Linked DNA regions of Homo sapiens: all the other regions are linked to region 2. Evidence: read pairs that join two places in POLR2A ChIA-PET (ENCODE). Cell type or tissue: CD4-positive, alpha-beta T cell. All regions are shown on one strand. Region 1 overlaps ITK (IL2 inducible T cell kinase). Region 2 overlaps ITK (IL2 inducible T cell kinase). Region 3 overlaps CYFIP2 (cytoplasmic FMR1 interacting protein 2). Region 4 overlaps ITK (IL2 inducible T cell kinase). Region 5 has its middle 6.1 kb from the start of GARIN3.

Region 1 (5,000 bases), 62 kb before region 2:
TTGGTGTAAATATTCCCATCATGGCCCATTTTAAACTACCAATGTGATGTCTGCTGGCTCACAGATTCCTGAAAACTTAACAATTAGCTACCTCGGGCCAGTACAAGCCGAGTCCAGCACACCGTCGGCAAGCCTAAGTACAAATGATCCTTGGAGAGGTAGCCACCAACTAAACAGCATACTTAGTTGCATGTGACTGATATCGGATCCTTTTCAGCGGTAAAGGGAAAATGGAGAGCCTCAGGCACTTTGAGTAAGCACAGGATGGAAGAGGCAGCCTAAATGGGAATAAAGCATCATAGATTGGTGTGGCTCACGTGGCCACTTTCTAGATGTGGGATCTCAGACCAGACACTTGACCTCTTTCTGCCTGTGTCCTATTTGTAAAGTAAGGACCCCAACACTACCTACTTCAAGTGATGTTGAGTATTTCATGAGAAAAGTATGTTATAAGCTTTTTACCAATTGCTACATGGTAAGGTGATTATTACTCACAATTTTGCCCAAGCACCACCTTGGTCTTCTGAAAGCCCCTCTGGAGAACTGGAAAGGTTCTCCTATTTTGATGACTCTTTGCCCCTTAGGGATCAAGTGTGCTGTGCTCCTTATGATGTGGGAGGCATTATCATTTACATGGAACAAGAGAAACAGTCAAGATCACCATTCCAGTAAGCATCTGGGTGAGGGTCTCCACTCCTCATGGCCTTTTCCCTTTAGCCTACAGTCTTATCTAGCAACAGAACCATCTCCTGCTTGCAGCAAGCATCCTTTCTAAATTAAAGATGGTAGGTGGGGAGATGGTCCCCTTTCCTTGCTTTTGAAAGCATTACTGCTAGTGATCACAAACACTGCTTCTGGAATCAGACAGATCTGGGTCAAAAACTAGCTCACATTTGATCTGTGTGATTTTGTATAAATTATATAATGCTGTGCAATTCTCTAAAAAGCTATCTTTTTTTTTTTTTTTAGACAGAGTCTTGCTGTGTCACCCAGGCTGGAGCACAGTGGTGCCACCTTGGTTCACTGCAACCTCTGCCTCCCAGGTTCAAGTGATTCCTCTGCCTCAGCCTCTTGAGTAGCTGGAACTACGGGTGCGCGCCATCATGCTTGGCTAATTTTTGTATTTTTTTTTAGTAGAGACGGGGTTTCACCATATTGGCCAGCTGGTCTCGAACTCCTGACCTCATGGTCTGCCCACCTCGGCCTCCCAAAGTGCTGGGATTACAGATGTGAGCCATCGCGCCTGGCCTATGTTTTTAAAATAATTAAGCAAGGCCAGACACAGAGACTCACGCCTGCAATCCCAACATTTTGGGAGGCCTAGGTGGGCGGATCACTTGAGCCCAGGAATTTGAAACCAGCCTGGGCAACATGGTGAGACTCCGTCTCCACAAAAAAAAAAAAAAAGCCAGATGTGGTGCTGCATGCCTGTAGTCCCAGTTACACAGGAGGGTGAGGTGGGAGGATCCCTTGAGCCCAGGAGGTTGAGACTGCAGTGAGCTGTGATCATGCCACTGTAATCCAGCCTGGGCAACAGGCTGAGACCTGGTCTCAAAAATAAAATAAAATAATTAAACATTCCTTCATGATCTTATTTCCTTTTAATAAGATGGAGGTCACCTTTATTCTCATAAGATAGTAACTAACATTTACTGAGCACTTACTACATGTCCAACACTGTGCAAAAATGTGAATTATTTCACCTAACCATTATAACCACTCTGTAAGTTAGGAACTGTTATTACCCCAATTTGTAGGTCAAGAAATTGAGACAAAGAGGGTTTAAACAACTTGCCTGATGTCCCACGTCTCTAGAGTCTACATTACTCTCTGATAAATAGTACTTATTACCATAGTTGTTACTCATAGGTAATCAGGGATTCCATTGGGTTATTACACAGTATGCAATACATTCTTGCTCTGAAGTCCCCAGTGTAAAGGACAGTCCTGAAAATTGGTACCCCCTGCCAAATGGGTCTTCTGCAATGAAATATTTTAGGACCTCTACGTTTTCCACAAATGCCCCAGGACAAATCCTTGTCTTTATTCACTTCAAGAAGCCCCGCTATGTGTCTTAAAAAAAAAAAAAAAGAGAGAGAGAGAGGCGGGCACGATGGCCCATGCCTGTAATTCCAGCACTTTGGGAGGCTGGGGCAGGTGGATCACCTGAGGGCAGGAGTTCACGAGCAGCCTGGCTAATATGGTAAAACCCCATTTCTACTAAAAACACAAAAAGTTAGCCAGGCATGGTGGCAGATGCCTGTAATCCCAGCTACTCGGGAGGCTGAAGCAGGAGAATTGCTTGAACCCAGGAGGCAGAGGTTGCAGAGAGCCAAGATTGTGCGATTGCACTCCAGCCTGGGCAACAAGAGTGAAACTCCGTCTCAAAAAAAGAGAGAGAGAGAGAGAGAGAGAGAGAGCCTTGGCAAGCTTTGCCTCCTAAAGTTCTCCTAGAATCTCCCCAGATTCCCACAGGATATCTCTCACCTGGGACTGTCAGCATATCTATCACCTGGGACTGCTACCACCTCTCATGTTGTCCCTGCACCCGCTTCACCCCTGCCTGCCACTTCATCCTCCACATGGCAACCAGCACCAGCTTTTCACATGTGACTGTAGTCAAGTCCTGATGACCTTCATCAGACGTTGATGTGTCCCTACAGCGGCTCTCCCCATTGCCCTAACGATGGACACCAGCAGAATCTAACACATGGTCTCGTCTGTCTCAGCTCATGTCTCACTTTCCCTCATCTCTGGAATCCAACCACACCAGGTTTTCTTCAACGTTAAAGCCTCCGTTTTAAGTGTCACTTACTTGGGAAAGCCTTCCTTGATGTCCCTAGACTAAGTCATGTCCTCCTGTCCTGTTCTACCACAGCACCAGGTGTCCTTTCTTCACAGCACATGCTGAAGTTGTAACTACTCATTTGTTAATGTGATGATGTATTAATGTAATTTCCCCACCTCACCCTCCATTGAACTATCAGCTTTATGAGAGCAGGCACCCAAGTTGATAAAGATGGCCTTGCCAGTGTCTACAAGAGTGTCTGGCACACACTATTCACTCATGCATCATTTGTGGAGGGAATAAAAGGAGAAAGGGAGAAAAGAAAGGAGGGAGTAAGGACATAAGGTATAGATTCAGCTGGAGAGGTTAGAGACACAAACGAAGCTCAAATAGAGAAGGTTCAATACCCAAATAATAGAGACCAAGGCAAGTGACATAGGACTTCAAAAGGGAGATTACTGGGTGTAGAAACAAGTAACAAAGACTCCCTGGAGGTAGTAGTGTGTGGCCTATCGTTGAACAAGGAAGAGGAAGATTCAGATATTCAGGTGGTTGGAATTTTAAGTGCTGGGTCAGAAAGGCACATGTAGGAACTAGCAGGAGGGCCGGGTCCCAGCCCTCAACTCTTTTTAGGAGAATTAAGCAACTCTTTTCTCCTTTTTCCTCTGCCTGTCTTACCCCTCCTTCCTTGCCTTTTACAGCTAAAGCCTCCGTAGATAATATTCTTTTTTTTTTTCTTGACCCAGAACCTTGCTCTGTTGCCCAGGCTGGGGTACAGTGGTGGGATCACAGCTCACTGTAGCCTCAGCTTCCCAGGCTCAAGTGATCCTTCTGCCTCAACCTCCTGAGTTTCTGGGACTAGAGGCATGCACCATCATCCTTGGCTATTTAAAAAAAAAATTTATAGAGACAGGGTCTCACTATATTGCCCAGGCTGTTCTCAAATTCCTGGGCTCAAGCAATCCTCCTGCCTCAGCCTCCAAAAGTGCTGGGATTACAGGCATGAGCCACCATGCCTCGCCATGCAGATAATATTCTTAAAACTACCCAGGCATTTTTACTTGTGACATTGAGCAGTCATGGGCTCTCTTCTCTTCATTCCCATGTCATTCAGTTGCCTTCCAGCTGGGCTTCTGCTGGCATTTGAAGTTTTTTACAGTCTGTTATCCACACAACACCTAGAATGAACCTTAAAATTTTAAATCAGATACTACTTTCTACCTTAAAACCCTCCATGGCTATTTAGGGTATTTAAATAAATTCTCAACTATGCCCTTCAAGACCCTTCATCCTGTGGTCCCAGCCTGCCTTCTTTATTTCACTTCACACCACACTCCCTTTATGTGCTTCTGTCACATCTGCCTTCTTCCTGAACCATAAGCACTCCAAGCTCAAGGTCTCAGCAGGGCCTTTGTACAGGGCCAGGACTAGGGTGAGACAAGTGAGACACACACATAAAATGGCACTCATTCTCAGGATGCAGGATCTTTGCATTAGCTGTTTCCACTGTCTCAAACACCCCAGATTTTTGCAGGAGGGTTTGTTTGTTTGCTTGTTTGTCTGAAACATGGTCTTGCTCTGTTACCCAGGCTAGAATGCAGTGGCGGAATCTTGGGTCACTGCAACCTCTGCCTTTCAGACTCAAGCGATCCTCTCGACTAGCTGGGACTACAGAAGTGCATCACCACGCCTGGCTAATTCTGTTGTTGATTTATTTCCCATCTCTTCAAAGCACATAGATACCTTAGTATCTGCATTTATTTGTTAGGTTTATGGATCTGCTTCCCTGTTTAATTTCTGTCTGTCCATCTAATGGAAGGGCAGTTCCATGAGAGCAGAGATCTTGACTGTCTTCTTCATCACAGTATCACCATCATCTAAAACAGTTCTGGGCACTGGTTAGTTGTAGTAGGTGATCAGTAAATATCCGGGGAATGAATGAAGGTCACATAACTCATGTTGCATTCAGAAAAGCATCTGAAAGCTAAAAATGTGGGCCTTGTCTAGCCACACAGAGACAAGAAAGGGCCCAAGCAAAGTACTTTGCAATTGAGACATGCACAGTTTGCATCTGTTTTAATGGAGTGTCATCATGAATTGATCTTTGCCTGTGTAATGTGAGGTTAATGTTTTATGGAGATAACCGTTGTATTGATATTTTCTTTTCTCACAATAAAATTAGATTTGATTCCTACTGTTCAGGGACTGGTAC
Region 2 (5,000 bases):
GAGATGGGAGGGGAGACAGAAAATCACAAAAGATCATAATAACAGTCATAAACAATAATAATAATAAACAAGCTAAGGGATAGAAGATAAAGCCAGGCAATCATAAGTAGGTGCTATGAATAAAATAAAACAGTAATGGGGCAGAGTGACTAGGATAGAGAGAGGGTCTGCTTTGAATAGTGTGGTGTGGGAAGGCCTTTCTCAGAAGGTAATTCTTCAGCAGAGACTTGAATGATAGGAGGGAGCTGTCACCATTTGAAGAGCCAGGGAACAGTGTCCCTGACAGAGGGACCAGCAAGTGCAAAAACTTGGTGCATCCAAAGAACAAGGGGTACTGACTTATTGGGAGAACAACAGGCAATGAAGCTGGTAGGCCATCATAAGGAATTAGAATTTCTAAAAAGTGCAAATGGCCATGAAGGGATGAATGATGTTGGTATTGCAGGATGTGCCAAATGTTCTTGCTGGATTTGCCATGTCACCTGAAGTCATAGTTTGTGCATACTAAAGTGTGCAAAAAAATATACCAGACAACCTCTTTGATTTGGATTACAAGAATTATACTGTGGACAGAAACTACTTGAAGATTGATTTTTGCCATTCGGTATGAAGGAAGGGTTTGACAAGGGCTTACTAGTAGTAGAAACCAGGGGGGAGTTTGGCTAGGTAAATCTTTTAGGAGAAGAATGAGTGTTAAAAATCTTCTGCAGCATTTTAGTCTATCCATCTCTAGGAGCCAAGTGGTTTGTTCATTATGAGTCCTACCTATTTCTTAAAACAGTACCCTATTAACCAACCCTTGCAGCTACTTTGTTAACCAGGTTTAAGTTACAGAATGGACTTGAAAGAAATTGTACTAACAGCATTTTTGGATGACTCCCCTCTCCCCAGTGTGTATAACTAGGAAGGTTGGGGCTGATGTGCAGTCATCTCACTATGGGTGATGAAACTGATCACACTGCACCAAGCAAGCAAGGGCCCCACAATGAGACATTTGGAGCAATGGCCACTTTAGCACATTCACCTTCTGACTCTGAATGGGGTTTATTCAGCCAAAGGGTGTCAGCCTGGGAATTTCCTGGGGCATATTACCATTACAGGGTTGGGCTGAAATTAGTCCCTGTCTAGGATATATTATCTGAAGAGAGTCCAGAAATGAGGTTGATGGATGGATGCAGAATTGAGAGATCAATGGAAAAAAGTGTGAAAAAACTGGGGGTACCAGCCTAAGCAACAGAAACCTGGATGAGCTGAAAACTCCATGCCTGCATCAGCCCATTGGACTTTGTCCTACGTTTTAAGTTTCTTTGCCCTAATTAGCAGTGTGCTATTCAGAACAAGTCAACCTCTTTGTACTTTGCTCAATTTTTTTATCTATACATTTCTCATCTGTGTATTAAAGCAATCATTCTGAAACCATGTTTCAGCATCGGCACATTTTCAAAAAAATTTTCACTAAAAATTATGGTGTCTTGGGGTGATAAGCATTCTTATTTAGGGTCAGGTTCTGAATTTCCAACTCCTGAGGCACCTCTGAGTAACATCTAGAGATTCTGATCCACTGGGTTTGGGCTAGGGCCCAGGAATCTGCCATTTGAACAAGACTCTGAGATGATTTTTATTCAGGTGTTTTGGGGATCATGCTTTGGGAATGTCTACTCTAAGATTCTCTGGAACAACCTTTGAAAAGCTCTGAATTAGCTGATTTGCAAGCAGCCTTCTTGCTCTGACAACCTGTGAATATATCAGCACATGATAAAGACAAAGCTAGGTGTCACATTTCTACCAAGGGCAGAAGAGGAAAAGAAAGGGATTAAATCAGAGGTCAAAAATAGACAAGCAAAAGATGTGTTTTGCTTGGTCTACATGGCATTTTTTAAATTCAAGAAGTTCAACTCTTAATTTTTGACGTCTTTTTTAAAAAAATCAGAAAATGTGCCAATTCTGATCCCTCATTTTCATGTGCCATACTTTGGTTGGAGTCAAATCATAGCTGTCTCCTTAAGACAGAACTGTTTATCTCATTTTCCACAATCCTCCCCAATCCCAATAGTGTCACACCTCCTGCACTCCATTCATTTACATCCTGCATCTTGGCATTTGAGTCTACAACTCTTAGTTGTAGCATTTGAGTTTGGTACAACAAAGGGTCCATCTTGAAAATCCTTCTCCACTACAAAGGTTGGGAAATTTCAGTTCTTTAAAAATAGGACAGGCCTAATAAGCCTCAGGTAGACTTGATGCACTTCTGGAGGTAGCACATGAATCCTAATGCAAGGAGTCTGTAATTTCTAGAGGCAGGTTGGTTTGTTTGCTGTCTGTGGGCTTTGTCATTCACTGTGCTGTGCTCACCATTTCTTGTAGGTGTGCTGATGTGGGAAGTTTTCAGTGAAGGCAAAATCCCGTATGAAAACCGAAGCAACTCAGAGGTGGTGGAAGACATCAGTACCGGATTTCGGTTGTACAAGCCCCGGCTGGCCTCCACACACGTCTACCAGATTATGAATCACTGCTGGAAAGAGGTCAGTGGAGGAAGTGCTTCCCCATGCATTGTCGTATACAATTTGAGGACCTCCCTCCTTCCCTAGAGAAAGGAACCCTCTCAGAAGGATGAGGCAGGAGGGATAACTAATATAGATTAGCAACAACATGACTTTGAGGATCTGTTAACGGGATAGATCCCCCATCCCTAAAGGAGCTGAAGGCGACCTTAAATATTATTTGGTTTGCTACATAATGTCACAAGCTATAAGCATAGCTTCAGAGAGGAGGATGGGGTGTGGCCTATGCCAGCTTCCTTCTCGATTTTCTGAGAAGAGAAAAAAAGTCTGTAACATCATAAAACCATTAAAAGCACAGGAAGTTAGTTCTATAACTTGGGGAACAAAGTTCACTTGCACTATGAAAATATTAAAATGGCTTAATTTGAGTTCATTTTATTCATTCTGCATTTAAAATGGGGAGCCAATTCCTCTGTACCCGCCCAGGTGGCTCATTTACCCCAACCTTGGATTGCAGGCCATGGCTTGAGCCCCATCACTATGAGTCTTAGTCTTTGCTGTCTTTGCTGAGTTAGAAAATCATACATTTCAGCCAAAGTGGAAAGTTGCTGAAACAGAGAATTAATAAAAATTCTGATCATTGTACGACAACAAGGTGGAATACAAAAAATTTGGAACACTAGGATTTTGTCTCAGCTTTACCATTTATTTGCCATTAATCTTTGACAATTCTCTGAACTTCCTTTTTCTTACTGTTAAGAGAATTAAATAATGCTTGGTCTGTGAGTTCATAGAGCTTTTATAATCAGAAACAAAGAAACAATAGAGACATAAAGGAGGGCATAAAACAAATCTTATCCACTTCATAAGGATTAGCTACAATAATAATAATGATGGCTGACATTCAGTTGGCACTTTTTCCCTCTTTTAACCATCATTTATTGATTTTTTTAAATTAATAGTCTTTATTTTTTAACAAAGAGTACAGAGTTCTCATATGCCCACCTCACCTGAACAGTTTCCCTGTTCACTAACATTTGGCATGAGTGTGATACATTTGTTACAATTAGTGAACCTCTATTCATACATTAACTAAAGTTCATAGTTTACATTAAGGTTCAGTCTTTGTGCTGTAGAGTTCTGTAGGTTTTCACAAATTCATGTATCCATCATTATAGTATCAGACAGAATAGTTTTACTGCACTAAAAATCTCCTGTGCTTCACCCATTTATCCCTCTCCTCATCCCCAAACCACTGGCAACTACTGATCTTTTCACTGTCTTCATAGTTTTGCCTTTCTCAGAATGCCATATATTGGCATCATACAGCATGTAGGCTTTTCGGACTGGTTTCTTTCATTTAGTAATATGCTTTAAGGTCCCTCCATGTCTTTTCGTGGCTTAATAGCTCATTTCTTTTTGTTGCCAAATAATATTCCATTGTATGGATATATCATAGTTTATTTATTTACCTACCAAAGGAAATCTTGGTTGTTTTCAGTTTTTGTGTTTGTTTGTTTGGGTTTGTGGGGTTTTGTTTTTTTTTTTGAGATGGGGTCTTACTCTGTTACCCAGGCTGGAGTGCAGTGGTGCAATCTCAGCTCACTGCAACCTCTGCCTCCCAGTCTCAAGCGATCCTCCTACCTCAGCCTCCCAAGTAGCTGGGACCACAGACATGTGCCACTAGGCCCAGCTAATTTTTTGTATTTTTGGTAGAAACAGGGTTTTGCCATGCTGCCCAGGTGAGTTCAGGCAATCAATCCACCTCAGGCCTCCCGTAGTGCTGGGATTATAAGTGTGAGTGCTCAGGCAGACTGGTTTCCTTCACTTAGTAATATGCCTTTAAGGTCCCTCCATGTCTTTTTGGCTTGATAGCTCATTTCTTTTTATTGCTAAATAATATTCCATTGTATGGATATGCCACAGTTTGTTTATCTATTTACCTGCCAAAGGAAATCTTGCTTGCTTTCAGTTTTAAACAATTATGAATACAGCTGCTATAAATGTTTATGTGCAGATTTTTGTATATAAATTTTCAACTCAATTGGGTAAATGCCTAAGAGTATGCTTGCTGAATCATATGGTAAGACTATGTTTAACTTTTTAAGAAACTGCCAGAATGTCTTCCAAAGTAGCTGTATTATTTTACATTCCCACCAGCAATGAGAGTTCCTTATTAGCATTCATTGTTTTGGATTTCAGTGGTTCTAATAGATGTGTAGTCATATTACATTGTTGTTTTAACTTGCATTTTCCTAATGACATATGATGTTAAGAACATTTTCATATGCTTATTTGCCACCTGTATATCTTCTTGGTAATATCTATTCAGATCTTTTGCCCATTTCTCAATCAGGTTGTTTGTTTACTTATTGTTGAGTTTTAAGAGTTCTTTGTATATTTTGGATACAAGTCCTTTATCAGATATGTGTTTTGCAAAATTTTCTCCTAGTCTGTGGCATGTCTTCTCATTCTCTTGACAGTGTCTTTCACAGAGAA
Region 3 (5,000 bases), 55 kb after region 2:
TCATCACAAAATGGTTACATTAGTCATTTTCTGCAAGAATCATAAAGCCAATTCAAACAGTGTATGTAAAAGAAGGAAATGAATTGGCTCACAGAAAGTCCAGGTACACCTGCACACAGGCATTCAGATGACAATGTTAGCCTGAGTGCCTCCAGCTCTCAGGTCAACCTCCTCCTCTACATTGGCTTCATTCTCAGGTCTGTGGTGGCTTCCAGCAGCTTTCCTCAGGCCAGTGCAGCAATCCCAGCTTCTAAGGAAGGACAGGATGCTTCTCCTTCCAAATACTTTCATGGAAGTCCCAGGGAGGATTGCCTTTGATCAGCTTGAGTCATATGCTAAACCTTCTATCAGTCACTGGAGGTGTAGAGGTGGAGACACCCTGATGGGATGGTTGCTTGCCTTTGGAGTGCAGGGTCTCTGCCAGCTCTTAAGAAGAAGAAGGTTAGCCAGGAGAGGGTCTCACACCTATAATCCTAGCACTTTGGGAGGCCACAGCAGGCAGATGACTTAAGCCCAGGAGTTCAAGACCAGCCTGGAAACCATAATGAGACCCCGTCTCTTTTTTTAAATTAAAACAAAAAAGAGGACTGAAAGTGGGGGAGGAGTCATTCCAGAAACCAGTATACAGCCACCCAGAAGTCTCTTGAGAAGGATTTGCTGTGTCTCTGATAAAGAGAGACCCTCCTTGAATGACATCTTCCTGGGCTGCAAGGTAACTAGAGAAAACAGACTGATTCTCACAAGTTTACCCTCCTAAGTCAACTGTGAAATCTGGTGGTGTCCAGCAGGCTGGGCCCCATCTCAAGGCTGACTTAGAAGTGACAACTTTACAAAGTTTTTATGGGTAGCTTATTGCATAATATCTTCTATCAAATTTTCCCCACCTGTAGCCAGCCTGCTTCTGTCATGGCCACAAATGAGATCCTCTGCCGCCCAGCTAGGTCATGAGCAAGGTGGGGTGTCTTGTCTGTTTTCACAGTTCATGATGACACAGGTGGCACCATCCCCATGTTAGGCTGGGAAGTCAGGCAGCCACAGCTTTCTCCCATCAAGTCCTGCTTGTGTTCCCTGTGCCCGTCATCCCATCACCTGCGATTCTGTGAGGTTCCATAGCCTTCTGTTTTCCATACAATGCTTTGCTTTGGAAACGTTGAAGTTTTCCTGTAAATAACAGAATACACAACAGGTGCATTCTAGCATCCTACCTGCACTGCTTCTCCATAACTTACTATGCAGCCTCACTGGAGGTCACAGGAGGGTACAAGGATGATCATTTCACTCCTGTTTTACCACTCCCAGCTGGTTGATGGGATGCTAGTTCCCCTTAAACTTTCTGAGATTTCAGAGATTCTTAGTACATTCCTGCCTTTTAATTTAAGGGGCCCTTATTACAAGGGTGTAGACAGCCCCAAAGCAAATGACTTCAGAACACACTCTGTTTCGACATTAGTGTTGCCTGGGATATTCAGAGCTCATTAACTTCCAGGATGATGTCACTCTGTGTTAGGTGGGCATGCGAGCCCGTGAGGCATGGTTTAGGCCGTTGCACTTGGACAGTCCTCTCTGCAGCACCCACTATCTGCGTTTCAGGGCAGCACAGTTCCTGCGGAAGATGGCAGATCCCCAGTCTATCCAGGAGTCGCAGAACCTTTCCATGTTCCTGGCCAACCACAACAGGATCACCCAGGTGAGGGCAGACTCCTTGTTAGGCCTGGCCTGATGTCTCGGGGTTATAGGCAGGCGTGTAGAGGTTGGGTGGACCACGAGCCCAAGCAGACAAGCTCAGTCTGCAGCTTCCATCTCCACTGCCCTACTTGAGAGTGAAATGTAGCTGAGGACTTAAGTCTGTCCTCCCAACCCCAGGTGGCCGATTCACCCTCTCCAGTTGTCATGCTCGTGAAGCCCTCTCAGCCAGTGCTCTGACCCTGCATCAGGGTTGAGAACGTGGGGTCTGGAGTTAGGCAGCCTTGTTTTGTAATCCTAGACCACCACTGACCCACTCTGTCAGACTTGGGGCCAATCTAAGCCTCAGTTTCCTCATCCGTAAAATGGGTCTGTTATTTTGAGAATATTATGAGAACCCATCTCATAGGACTGTTGTGAGAAATAAATGATACCAGTATATGAAAAGTCCTTAGCATGCAGATCCTGACAGATGTTCAGGGCCTAGGAAGACATAGCTGTTATTGCTGCCGCTGCTTTGCCAGGGTACACCCCTCAGCTGCCATTTTCCCATTTTGCCCAACATAAGCAAGACAAGCATAACTGTCACTTCAGCCTAAACAGTCTCTAGCAAGAATATCTGCAGGACTCAGGCCAAAACTGAGGGGATCCTCCATCTTCCAAGGGTGTTCACATTCAAATCCATATCACGGAGGCCCTTGGGTTGACAGGGCCCTTGCCACTCTTTGTTAACTGCAGAAAGCTGTTCAGTAACTGAGGCCTCAGGTTTTCTTTCTCTTGCCTGTGGGAAGTACCAGCAGTGCCCTCCTCTGCATACCCTGCAGGGGCCTGGTTGGTCCCTTTGGAGAGAAAGGGCCTAGGGTGGGGACCTCAGACCCTTCTCTAATAGATGTTTTTCTACTGCTGTGTCCTGCCAAGAGGGAGACACCTGCCCCCCTCCCCACCGCCAGCTCTCCTCCCCTGGGTGGGGTTTTGCTGCCGTTGTCTGAGAAGACATCCTAGATAAGCCCACATCCTCCAAGCTGAGCTGAAATGACAAGAAGCCTATTGCTGTAAAACTGAGCTGCTTTTTAGCTCAGGCCAGGATAGCACTTTCTAACCATCAGAACTGCCTGGGAATAAAATAGGGGGTGAGTTCCTTGCCATGGGAGGTGTGCAGGAGTACTGTGGGGACATCAAGGAGAGGATTCAGGCATCAGGTGCCAGCTGGCATGCAGCCTCGCCTCCCTGGAGCTGTGATTCCTGGCCATCAGCGGGGACCACACCGGCCAGCTGTAGGGCTTCTGCAGGGGTGCAGGTGAGGGCACAGGATACATGCGCTGCCTAACCTGAGGGTGGCGCTGCTGTTCAGTGTCTCCACCAGCAACTTGAAGTGATCCCAGGCTATGAGGAGCTGCTGGCTGACATTGTCAACATCTGTGTGGATTACTACGAGAACAAGATGTACCTGACTCCCAGTGAGAAACATATGCTCCTCAAGGTAAAACTCCCCTGAGGCCGCACCCATGGAGCCTGGGCTTACCCTCTCACCTTCTTCTTATTAAAAATCCGTTTTAAAAAACAATGTTTCTTTTTTCTTAAACATTGATACAGATCTTACGGCACATAATGGTTTGTAACCTGTTCCTTTCCTGTAATATAATATACCGTAGTCACCTTTCCAGATGTCATTAAGGCTATTTCTACAATGTTATGTGTAATGACTGCCAAGTATTCTGTTGTATTGGAACATTGTCATGTAACATATCCCCTGTGGTTGGATATTTGTTTGCTAAACTTCATTGAACACCCTTGTAGCAGTTTTTGTGCACATCTTTTTGTCAAGGCAAACTTCCTAGAAGAGAAATTGCTGGCTCAAAGGGAAAAACAGAATAAATCTTTTTTTTTATTTCAATAGTTTTTGGGGAAGCAGGTGGCTTTTTGTTGCATGGAAAAGTTCTTTGCTGGTAATTTCTGAGATTTTGGTGCACCCGTTACCCAAGCAGTGTATGCTGTACTCAAAGTGTAGTCTCTCACCCACCTCCCTGCCTTTTCCCCAATTCTCCAAAGTCTATTATATCATTCTTATGCCTGGGCACCCTCGTAGCTTAGCTCCCACTTATAAATGAGAACATACAATATTTTGTTTTTCATTCCTGCTGTTACTTAGAATAATGGCCTCCAACTCCATCCAGGTTGCTGTGAATGCCATTATTTTGTTCCTTTTTATGGCTTAGTAGTATTTCATGATGTATATATATAACACATTTTCTTTATCTGCTTGTTGGTTGACGGGCATTTAGGTTGATTCCATATTTTTGCAATTGTGAATTGTGCTGCTATAAACATGTGTGCAAGTGTCTTTTTCATACAATAACTTCTCTTCCTCTGGGTAGACACCCGGTAGTAGGATTGCTGGATCAAATGGTAATTCTACTTTTAGTTCTTTAAAGAACCTCCATACTAGAAAACAAAATAAATCTTCAAGCTTTTGCTACATTTTGCCAAAGTGATCACAATTGTTTCATCAGTTCACACGTTTCATTCCAGAATTGTCATATGTATTGTTTTGGAAAATCTGGAATATACAGCAAAGCATAAAAAAATTTAAATCTCTCACAATCTCTTCACCAAGAGTTAACACTTTTAGCATTTTCTTTTCCAAGGTGGAGTCTCATTCTGTCTCCCAGGCTGGAGTGCAGTGGCACAATCATGGTTCACTGCAGCCTCTAACTCCCAGGCTCAAGCGATCCTCCCACCTCAGCTTCCTGAGTAGCTGGGACTACAGGCACATGCCACCACACTCAGCTATTTTTTTAAAAAATTTTTTGTAGAGTCAAGGTCTTCCTATGTTGACCAGGCTGGTCTTGAACTCCTGGGCTCAAGCAATCTGCCCGCCTCGGCCTCCAAAAGTGCTGGGATTACGTGCATGAGGCACTGCGCCTGGCCTACTTTCAGCATTTTTATGTACGTCCTTCTAAGTTTTTTTTCTATGCTTATATATTTTCAAAATTTGCAATCTGCATGACCATGTATCCATTTTATCTCATGTGACTAAATTTATTTGGCTATGTTATGCTGCTGTGAAATAATGTGATTTCCATAAGCCTTCCTTAGCCATTATTCCATTGTTAGCTTAGGTTGTCTCTAACTTATGCCCCACAGCTGTAGCACTGACATGAACAGCCTTCTCCCATTCTTTATACACGCTGCAGAGCCCCTTTTGATTCTGTCCCAGATCCTCACCTCTCAATGTTCTGGTGGTTTTTCCTTTCTTCTCCTTCAGTGTCTCTCCTGCTATTCTGAGAATCCCAGCCCTGTGTTGGTGCTCCTGTTTT
Region 4 (5,000 bases), 56 kb before region 2:
AATGAAGAAATGGGAAAGAGCATTCTGGGCAGAGGGAACGGCAAGTACAAAGACCCTGAGGAAGGAAAAAGCTTGGCTTGCGTGAGGAACAGAGATTTGAACATGCAGAGTTCAAGAGAGGGGCACAAGACGAGGGGCAGAAGCCAAACTCTGCAGGCCCTTGTGGATCATGGCAAGGAGTTTGGATTTGATTCCAACTCCCATGAAAAGTTTCCAAGGTTGAAGCAGTGGGTGTGAGTCCCTCCATCTAGAAGTGAACTGACAGCTATGGGGTCAGCAGATTATACAATGGCCAAGAATAGAAGCCAGGAAGCTGGGTACAGTCTCCTGCAGTGGTCTCCTGGGCCATTGTGTAGTGTCCCATCCTACGAGTTGTTCTTCAGTTGTCTTATGTTTTTTTATTTATTTATTTATTTATTTTATTTTTTTATTTTTGAGACGGAGTCTCACTCTGTCACCCAGGCTGGAGTGCAGTGGCACAGTCTCGGCTCACTGCAACCTCCGCAGTGGTCTTATGTTTTAACTTTTTTGTGGCATCCTTCTTCCTGGGGGTACTTTGTCCAGAATCATCTCACTCCATGTTTTGATGGGAAAGTGCCTGGTGTATAACCTGCGTCAGGATCAACACTGAGCTCAGATAGACAGTAGCAGCAAAGACTGAAACCAAATTAGAATTGAGTTAAATCAGCTTTGATTAATCTCAAGACAGAGCAAGGAATATTCTGATCCTCATATTGTCAAAAAAAATTAATGAACCAAGTACATTCAGAATGTTTTCTATAATTTGGTCTGAAGACATCAATTTACTATCTGTGTCAGCACTGGTCTTTTCCCTCATGCAGATGTATCTTTTGCAGAGTTATAATCATAATGCATGACAATTTTATATTCTACTTTTCTATCTATTCTTTCATATAAATGTATTTCCATATATCTACAATGCCTCCAAAGTAATCATTTTTCATATATATGATTTTTTAATGGTTGAGTCAGTTCATTGCAAGAACATGCTTATCTATTTTATATACGTGGAGGAATAGGTGAACTTATCTGTTAGCTATGGTTCAACATTCAGGTTGTTTCCAGGTATAATGAAAACACCAAAAAAAAGCAGTATACATAATATAGGGCTGTCTCATTTTTAAAATCAGCTTCTTAGGATAGAGTGCCCCAAATAGGATAATTGTGTCACAGGATAAGAACATTTTCTGGTCTTGATCATTTATTGCTACATCATCTTCCAAAGAGATTGAAGAAGCAGTGTGTGGGCCACCAAAAGCGGCACCATGTTTGTTTTCAGAACCATTAGAGAAGATTATGTTTCTAAAAAGGAACTAATAGAAACAAAAGAATCTCACTGTTGTGATTTTCAAGTACTCCATTTTGAATGTTTTAGTGAGAGAGAGGGGAAAATACGTGATCTTTTATACATAGGTGAGATGGTTTGGTTTAAAGTCAGTGTCACATGTATGTAGATGAACCCACCACCTGCATAGTTGGATTTAAGGGGTGCCAAAAGGTCTCCTACTCTGCAAAACCTGAATGCCCGAACTGACTGTCACAGAGTAGGGGTGGTCTGAAAGGTTCCCATGAATGAGCTCTTTGGGTTAGGTCATGAAACACCTTATCAAGGAGCAAATGAAATACAAGAAGGTGTCACAGGAGCCACTTTTGACTGTTCCGTAGAAGTTAGTTTTAATTTTAGACAGGGCCTATGACACTGAAATTCTCAGGCTGTAATTCCAGAAAAGCGGATGAGGTGAGCAAGGAACAACAGGGCAGCCTAATAGAAAAGAGATTTGGACCCGGGTCACCGGGCTAATTCTTTACTCTCTCTGGGATTTAGCTTTCTTGTCCATAAAATCAAAGGATTCAGCTGATCAATGCTTTTTCAAAATTTAAAAAACATTTTAATATAAAATTATACAAGCCATCACCATCCCCACATATAAAACAGAGAGAAGTGGAAGTTCTCTGCTTGAAGCAGGGCAGGGAAACTGCCCAGAACCCTATGCCCCTTGGCCTGTCCCTTACTTTCAGGGATCAACAAGTTATCTTCCAACTCTGTGACCCTTCCCCCTGGGATGTAAATTGAATAGTAGAAATGAAAAGACAAAGCCAGTTTAGAAAGTCACCTTGAAACCTCATTGTCCTCATCTCTAACATTATAAAGTTGGACTGAATGATTTCTAAAGACTCTTCCAGTTCAAAAACATGGAAACTTGGCTCACATTTGTAATACCAACACTTTGAGAGGTTGGCATTACAGGATCTCTTGACGGCACGAGTTTGAGACCAGCCTGGGTAACATAGTGAGATCCCATCTCCACAAAAACAAAAAATAAAAAAATTAGCTGGGCATGGTTGTGCACACCTATAGTCCAGCTATTTGGGAAGCTGAGGGAAGAGGATTGCTTAAGCCCAGGAGTTTAAGGTTGCAGTGAGCTATGATTGCACCACTGCACTCCAGCCTGGGCTACAGAGCGAGACCCTATCTCTCTTTGTTTTTAAGTGGAAATTGTGTATCTCTGCCAATTATATCAGGAATTCACAAAAAGTGATGGAGATTAGCCAAACATGGAAATCTTTCCAGGAAGTAATACCTTTAGGGTGATTAATAACTGTGTGGCTCATGAGAAAGCATGTTGTCAAAATACAAGCATGACCCCAAGAACGCACCCTAAAAATGAAGTCAGACATTTCATGTGTAACCAATACAAAATCTGAAATAATAACAGCCAATATTTAATGAGTTCTCGCTGTGTTTCATAGCATCAAGGTTAAGTGTTTTATATGTCTTATATCATAAATATTCACAATAACCACATTCATTATGTTATCCTATTGTTATCCCCATGTCATTTATGAGAAGGCTGAGGTTTATAGAAACTAAGTATCTCTATCTAGGTTACACATATAGGACGAATATTAAAAGTTGGATTAAATGTTCTTCAATGGACATTTTCAGATCTAAGCTTGTTTGGGTCTGATAAGTCTTTTAATAGAAGCTGAAAAGGCAGAGTTGGGGCAAGGATTTGTTGGTGAGTTTCTAACATAATCCAATAGAGGTGTTGAGTCGGGACCAGCAGGCTTGCTCCAGATTGCCCAGCAGACTTACCCGAAAGACAGCAGAAACATCATCAACAGCAACAATTTTTTTTAAAAAACCACAATAGTTAGCATCACTACAAGAAGAGGACTGAACACTTTGTTAAGTATTTTCTCATTTCCTCCTTACAATTCTTTGAACAAGATAAAAGTAAAATTTTGTTTTGGTGAGGAAGCAATGGAGCTACGAGGACGGTAAGTAATTTACCCAAGGAAGCAAAGTGAAAAGTGTAAAGGCAACAGCATGCCTTAGGACATAAGGATTCCCTATACTTTGCTCCTACATACATTAGTGTGACCTGTCCTGATATCTCTGTGGTTACCCAAGTAGAATTACATTTTGCAAGAAGGTAATTCTACTTACCTTCACGACTGCGAGCATCTCAGCCAGTTTCTCGCTGCGAGTTTGTGAATTCGCCAGTCTTTGGTGACTTTGCAGAGTGTGTTTCCATTCACCTGAACTCTATGGGCTGACAAACATGAGTTCCTGGACTTGTAAACCTGAGGATCTGTTCCTGGGGTGGCCTCTGACAAGGAAAGATGCTGTATCCGCCTCAGCACTATTTAATTTTCCAGATTAACAACTAATAGCAGCATTAGCCACTTATTGAGCCTTTTCTGGGAATAACATTCTGGGAAAGCTATATCCAAAGTGGTAATACAAGGAGTACCAGGAGGAAAGTATTAGCCTAGCGAAGTGACCCAGAAAGGGAGTTTGAGGGAGCTAATACCAAACCTCACCCTTTTCCACAATCCATGCTGAGGCCATTTCCATGACAATGATCCAATTTGGTGTTTCCCAAAGTGGGGTACTATCAGGAGCACACAAGATGGCACATGGACAAATCTGGTTTTAACATGTCTTTAATAGTTATGTATCTACTATAATTTATGTTAGAAATAAGTGTTTTAAAATTTATGGTGGTAATTTAAAGTTTCCTCCTAGAATAAATTTGTTTATGTGGAAAAAATAAGTCAATTGAAAGAATACTATTGAGCAGACAATACTATTTGAGGGAACTAGGGTATGGTAGAAATTGCCAAGCTAAGTTGGAAACTGAAGCCTGGGAGCACTGAATCCTTGGGATAACAACATGAATCATAATTCATTATAATTTGCTTTTAAGTAGTTCCAAGAGTGAAATGTAATAACCTCCACTGGACATTTGGAGACGCAGAGGTGATCCACAGAGTCCAGGGCACTTGAAGATATTGGGTTGCTGCAAAAGTAATTGTGGTTTTTGCCATTAATAGATATAAGCACAGAGGAGCAGGGAAGATGGTCAAAAGAGATCCCAGGCCCCCACGTTCTGCCAGAGCACAGTGAGCAAATGAGCCTCCTGCCACAAACTGAACCCACATTTCTCTCAATCCAAGAAAAGGCTGTTCTAATTCCAAACAAGCTCATTGTAAACCTCAATAACATGAAGTTAGTATTGTTCACGTTGCTTTCCAACTGTGTTTCAGATTTATATAACTGGTTCCTAACACATAATTAACTGCTGTTGGAATGAATCTTTGTCCCCTTGCCTCCGTGCCTGCTGGACTTCATATCTGTGTATTAATAGTCACTTTTGTTTGGCGATCTTGTGAAAAATGCAGACTAATTTTTAATCCTTAAAGAGATAATACATTCACATAATTTTATTTTTATTTTTTCAGATAATGGCCTTTCGCCATGTGGCACATTTCAATAATTTTAAAAAAACAGTTGCAAAATGTTATGCAGTAACAAATCTCCCATCTTTGTCCCAAGTCACATTGCTGTCCTACATCACAGCAACCACGATAGTTAATTTCTTATAAGTTCTTCCAATAATACTTTATACATATACTTGTAATACTAATAAACATTCTTCTTTTCTTCCTTTTTAAATAGTAGTAACATACTC
Region 5 (5,000 bases), 77 kb before region 2:
GGCACCTTGAAAAAAGAACAGGATAACGGCAATGTTCAGGGAACAAGAGAGATAACCTTAAACTCTGACTGCCGGTGAGCCAGGCGGAACAGAGCCATATTTCTCTTCTTTCAAAAGCAAATGGGAGAAATAGGGCTGAATTCTTTTTCTCAGCAAGGAACATCCCTGAGAAAGAGAATGTGTCCCTGAGGGTAGGCCTCTGAAAGAGCCGCTTTGGGGGTGGCTGTCTTTTACAGTCGCAGCTGTAGGGATGAAATAAGCCCCAGTCTCCCGTAGCACCCCCAGGCTTATTGGGACGAGGAAATTCCTGCCTAATAAATTTTGGTCAGACCGGTTGTCTGCTCTCAAACCCTGTCTCCTGATAAGATGTTATCAATGACAATGCGTGCCCGAAACTTCATTAGCAATTTTAATTTCGCCCTGGTCCTGTGGTCCTGTGATCTCACCCTGCCTCCATTTACCTTGTGATATCTTATTACCTTGTGAAGCATGTGATCTCTATGACCCACACCCTATTCATACACTCCCTCCCCTTTTGAAAATCACTAATAAAAACTTGCTGGTTTTATGGCTCAGGGATGTCACGGAACCTGCCAACATGTGATGTCTCCCCCGGACACCCAGCTTTAAAATTTCTCTCTTTTGTACTCTGTCCCTTTATTTCTCAGACTGGCCAACACTTAGGGAAAATAGAAAAGAACCTATGTGACTATCGGGGGCAGGTTCCCCCAACACTGTCACCCAGGCTAGAGTGCAGTGATGTGGTCACAGCTCATTGCAGACTCAAAACTCTTGGGCTCAAGTGATCCTCCTGCCTCATCCTCCCAAGTGGCTGGAACTACAGGTGCACCACACCATACCCTGTTAGTTTTTAAATTTTTCTGCAGAGGCAGGGTCTTGCTATGTTGCCTAGGCTAGTCTCAACCTCCTGGCCTCAAGCGATCCTCCCACCTCAAATCTTCCAAAGCATTGGAATTACAGGAGTGAGCCACTGTGATTGGCCCAGAAGTGACCTTTGAGCAAAGACATAAAGGAGATCAGAGAAGAAGCCATGAAGATGTCTGGGGAAAGAGCTTCTCAGTCAGAGGAAGCAGCAAGGGCCAAGACCCTGATATGAGAGCATGCCTGGTATGTTTAAGGAGCTCCAAGCAAGCTACAGTGATGAAAGTAGAGTGAATTAGGAGGAGGGTCGTTGGAGATGAGGCTGAGAGGCAACTGGGGTGGTGGTGGATGAGCAGATCATGTTGGATAGACCTTGTAGCGCTCTGAGAGGTCTTTGGCTTTGCTCTGAATGGTGGATGATCCAAACCATAAATATAGAAGATGATTCTGGTCACCATATTAAAAAGAGATTGTAGAAGTGCAGGGAAGACAGTAGTAGAGACGGGGCAACTCCTGCAAGAGATGATTTGGGGTAAGACGTGTGTGATAGCAGTGAGAGTAATGAGAAGTGCTCAGCCACCATGCATACTTTGAGGCAACTATTAGGTATGCTGATTTGAACAATTTCCAATAAATATTAGCAAGTAAAAAAGCAAGTTGCTTGGCCTGAGATACTGGGCACACAAAAAAGTATGTCGCAAAATAGCATATGTGGTACATCATATGTTATTTAATGAGAAATTTAAAGTGTGCGTATGTGTGCGTATGAGTGTGTGTGTGTGTGTGTGTGTGTGTTTGAAAGGAACTGGTAGTAGGAGCTACCTTGGGTCAACTTGCTCTCTCAGGGAAGTAGCAAGATGGAGACTTCATTTCTAGGACATTCCCTTCACAGAGTAAGACTTTCATCAGTCATGGATAGCCTTCTTAGGGTGTTGAAAATGTTCTAAAAATTAAATTGAGAGGGCTGTACAACTCTGTGAATATATACCAAACATTACCAAACTATACACTTTCAATGGATGAATTTTATGGTCAATGAAACATATCTCAATAAAGTTATTGAAGATAATAGCAACACGTCAGTCTTGACTTATAGATCCAATCCCATTGTCTTCCATCATTCTCTTAGATAATTAAATAATCCCTGGGCAGGCATGTTAAACAAGGCTTTAATATGACATCAGAAGTACATATTGCCTGCTTTACTTGATTTTTATTTACAAGTTTTGGGTAATGTTTCTTGATGAGGAATGTGGTAGAGCATGGATAAGCTAGAATCCAAATTTTAGAGAGCTTACAATCAGTAGAACACACACTGAAAAAACAGAAGAAAACAGGAGGGCAAGTAAATACACAGTAGAGTGATAACAAATTGGTTGAATGAACGGTGACTCTAATACCCTTTACCATTATATTCAAAACCAACAATAATTGTTTCTTAAGAAGAAAAACAATCAAAATCACAATTCTAAGGATAGTTTTGCATACATTTTAAGTGAGCCTAAGGTTGAAGAGCTGTGAAGAGTGATAACACAAAACAGTATATACAAGGCACAGTATATGCAGACATACAAGATTATAGAAGGCTGAAGTCTAAACGTGCATTGTGGGAAGTGGTTTCAAGTCAATAACTTTTATTCTTCATCTATGATTTTGAAAAGCAAGGGAAGTAGACAGCTATATATAGCCTTTTCAATGAGTGTGCAGCCCAGGGGAGCATTGTGAGCTAGGCAGGATGTGAGGGTGGGGAGATTTCCATACCATACACAGCATGTACAGGCTGGGTAAATCCCCTGGCCTAAAATACAATCCACAGTGCTTTTATGTCAATGTTGCTCAGCAGAGGTGGCGTGGGCTGAGCTGCGGTCAGCCTGGGGCACCTAGGACTTCAGGAAGCCAACCTGATTTCTGCCTTATCTTCTGGCTCTGAAAAGACTACAGTCACCTAACTCTTCCCCTGAGGACCATATGCAAATCAGCCTGCCTCTCTGCCTTGGGTTGAAAAGGAAAATGAACTGGTATACATACAAAAAAGAAGTCAGACAGGGGATCAAAATAATTTTATTTCTCAACATGATGATCCAACTAGCACCGCCTGTCTTCCCCCTCCTATCTCTCATCCTGTCTTGCTTCTTTCCTGCTCCCTGCTCAGCATATTTGGCCCCACTACCAAGCGGAATCCTTCCCTGCTCACACAGGCTTAGGACAACTTCACTGTCTCCACTCCCTGTTTTGCTCTGTTTACAAATCATGAGATGTCCTGCCTCCGTTTACATATTATTTATTTAATGTTACATTGAAGAAACTTGCAGCTAAATTCACACACACAGACACACTCGCACCATAATAAAACACTTAACATTAAAAATAAAGATCAGGCTGGGCGCGGTCACTGACACCTGTAATCCCAGCACTTTGGGAGGCGGAGCCGGGTGGATCACTTGAGGCCAGGAGTTCGAGACCAACGAGGGCAACATGGTGAAACTCCATCTCTAATAAAAATACAAAAATTAGCTGGGTGTGGTGGTGCGCACCTGTAATCCCAGCTATCTGGGGGCCAAGGCACGATAATCACTTGAACCTGGGAGGCGGAGGTTGCAGTGAGCCGAGATCACGCCACTGCACTCCAGCCTGGGTGACAGATCGAGACTCTGTCTCAAAAAAAAAAGATCAGAAACTGTCTACAGGTAGAAGGAGGTAACTGATCCAGTAGCTGGGATAAAATGATTATTCTAAGTAAATATTAAATTTAACTCTGAAAAAATACTGGAAGAATGTAAAATAAATATTAACATTGATTATTTCTGAAGGATGAGATTAGATGTAATTTTTATTTATTTGCTGGTCTGCTCTTTCCACCAAGAATATATTTTACTTTTGTTACCAGAAATATATATTTCAAAAAATTAGCTCTAAGTTTACTAGCCATTTCAGTCATTATTGTCTTCTACGAATCAAACCAATGATTTTTGACAAATGACATATTTTTCTTTTATTTTAAATTGGAAAGTAAAAAATCCTTCCATTTTAACATCTTTTAAATTATGTAAATTAAAAAGCAAAACATTTCTTTACCTTTCCAGTTTTATATGCTGGAATTTTGATATACAAACTTCCTGCTATCACCATGTACATTTAAACATACATTAATATAAACACAAAATATACCTGGAAAAGGTATAGAACAATATGTATGGCTTGTATGTAAAAACAAAACATAAAAACATACAAGCCAAACATATTGTTCTGCACCTTTTCCATGTTAACAATATATCCTGAAGTTTTTTAGGTTGATACATTATGAATATACATTATTGGTTTCCATAACCTTGTAGTGTTCCATTGTAAGGATGCACCATAGATTATTTTACTTGTCTCTCATTGATGCACAGAGAAGTAGTTTCCATTACAAAAAAATACTGCAATAGCCAGGCGCGGTGGCTCACCCCTGTAATCCCAGCACTTCGGGAGGCCGAGGCAGGCGGATCACGAGGTCATGAGATCAAAACCATCCTGGCTAAAGCGGTGAAACCCCGTCTCTACTAAAAATACAAAAAATTAGCTGGGCATGATGGCACATGCCTGTAATCCCAGCTACTCAGGAGGCTGAGGCAGGAGAATCACTTGAATCTGGGAGGCGGAGGTTGCAGTGAGCCACGATCACACCACTGCACTCCAGCCTGGCGACAGAGCAAGACTCCGTCTCAAAAAAAGAAAAAAAAAAAACACTGCAATAAATATCTTGTACAGATACCTCTCTGTGCTCACGCTATTTTTCCCCCTTAGAATTGATAGCTCTAGCAAACGTAAGGTGTTGTTGTTGTTGTTGTTTTCAGAAGAAAGAAGTTATGTAGGTGCCAAAATATTCTGGATATGATTCTTAAATGGATATTAATAAACCTAATTAAGTTTGGATGGGAACCACAAGGAAATTAAAGGGCTTCAAAGCCACATCCAAAGAGGACAATTGAAGGATGTCTTTGGCCTGGACACAAGAGGGCCCTGGAGTTATCCAAAGGGCAAGTCCTCGGACTAGAGAAGGTTGGAGTTGTAGGACTTCAAAAGATAAAGCAACAAAGATGGGTTTTAGGTAACAGTAAGAGAGCAATCATTTATCT

The links. ChIA-PET counts read pairs that join two places held together with the same protein. Peaks named below come from ENCODE experiments on the same cell type or tissue, not always from the same donor. Only the 100,000 strongest peaks of a DNase experiment are listed, where the experiment ranks them.
Region 1: POLR2A ChIA-PET joins it to region 2 with 22 read pairs; 6 of 35 experiments call an interaction of 5 or more read pairs at or near these places.
Region 3: POLR2A ChIA-PET joins it to region 2 with 13 read pairs; 9 of 35 experiments call an interaction of 5 or more read pairs at or near these places.
Region 4: POLR2A ChIA-PET joins it to region 2 with 10 read pairs; 8 of 35 experiments call an interaction of 5 or more read pairs at or near these places.
Region 5: POLR2A ChIA-PET joins it to region 2 with 11 read pairs; 7 of 35 experiments call an interaction of 5 or more read pairs at or near these places.

The regions. Positions count from the first base shown.
Region 1 is chr5:157,184,291-157,189,290 of GRCh38, forward strand. The region is part of intron 1 of ITK (IL2 inducible T cell kinase); the gene reads left to right. Among named protein-coding and RNA genes, the nearest start is that of ITK, 6.0 kb to the left of the region's middle. RefSeq lists a silencer at 4,950-5,000. In CD4-positive, alpha-beta T cell, no CTCF peak of the experiment used is centred here; DNase peaks (open chromatin) are centred at 1,020 and 2,921; H3K4me3 peaks cover 5,000 bases; H3K27ac peaks cover 3,606 bases.
Region 2 is chr5:157,246,486-157,251,485 of GRCh38, forward strand. It overlaps ITK (IL2 inducible T cell kinase), which reads left to right. Exons shown (of 17, transcript NM_005546.4): 16 at 2,365-2,522. Among named protein-coding and RNA genes, the nearest start is that of CYFIP2, 17 kb to the right of the region's middle. In CD4-positive, alpha-beta T cell, no CTCF peak of the experiment used is centred here; DNase peaks (open chromatin) are centred at 2,486 and 2,786; H3K4me3 peaks cover 513 bases; H3K27ac peaks cover 3,278 bases.
Region 3 is chr5:157,301,204-157,306,203 of GRCh38, forward strand. CYFIP2 (cytoplasmic FMR1 interacting protein 2) reads left to right here. Exons shown (of 31, transcript NM_001037333.3): 7 at 1,591-1,687; 8 at 3,035-3,163. Among named protein-coding and RNA genes, the nearest start is that of CYFIP2, 38 kb to the left of the region's middle. In CD4-positive, alpha-beta T cell, a CTCF peak has its summit at 2,946; DNase peaks (open chromatin) are centred at 2,668 and 3,028; H3K4me3 peaks cover 1,876 bases; H3K27ac peaks cover 3,452 bases.
Region 4 is chr5:157,190,723-157,195,722 of GRCh38, forward strand. The region is part of intron 1 of ITK (IL2 inducible T cell kinase); the gene reads left to right. Among named protein-coding and RNA genes, the nearest start is that of ITK, 12 kb to the left of the region's middle. In CD4-positive, alpha-beta T cell, no CTCF peak of the experiment used is centred here; a DNase peak (open chromatin) is centred at 3,119; H3K4me3 peaks cover 2,975 bases; H3K27ac peaks cover 4,792 bases.
Region 5 is chr5:157,169,886-157,174,885 of GRCh38, forward strand. No RefSeq gene overlaps it. Among named protein-coding and RNA genes, the nearest start is that of GARIN3, 6.1 kb to the left of the region's middle. RefSeq lists enhancers at 2,362-2,471, 2,512-2,791. In CD4-positive, alpha-beta T cell, no CTCF peak of the experiment used is centred here; a DNase peak (open chromatin) is centred at 2,696; H3K4me3 peaks cover 708 bases; H3K27ac peaks cover 1,679 bases.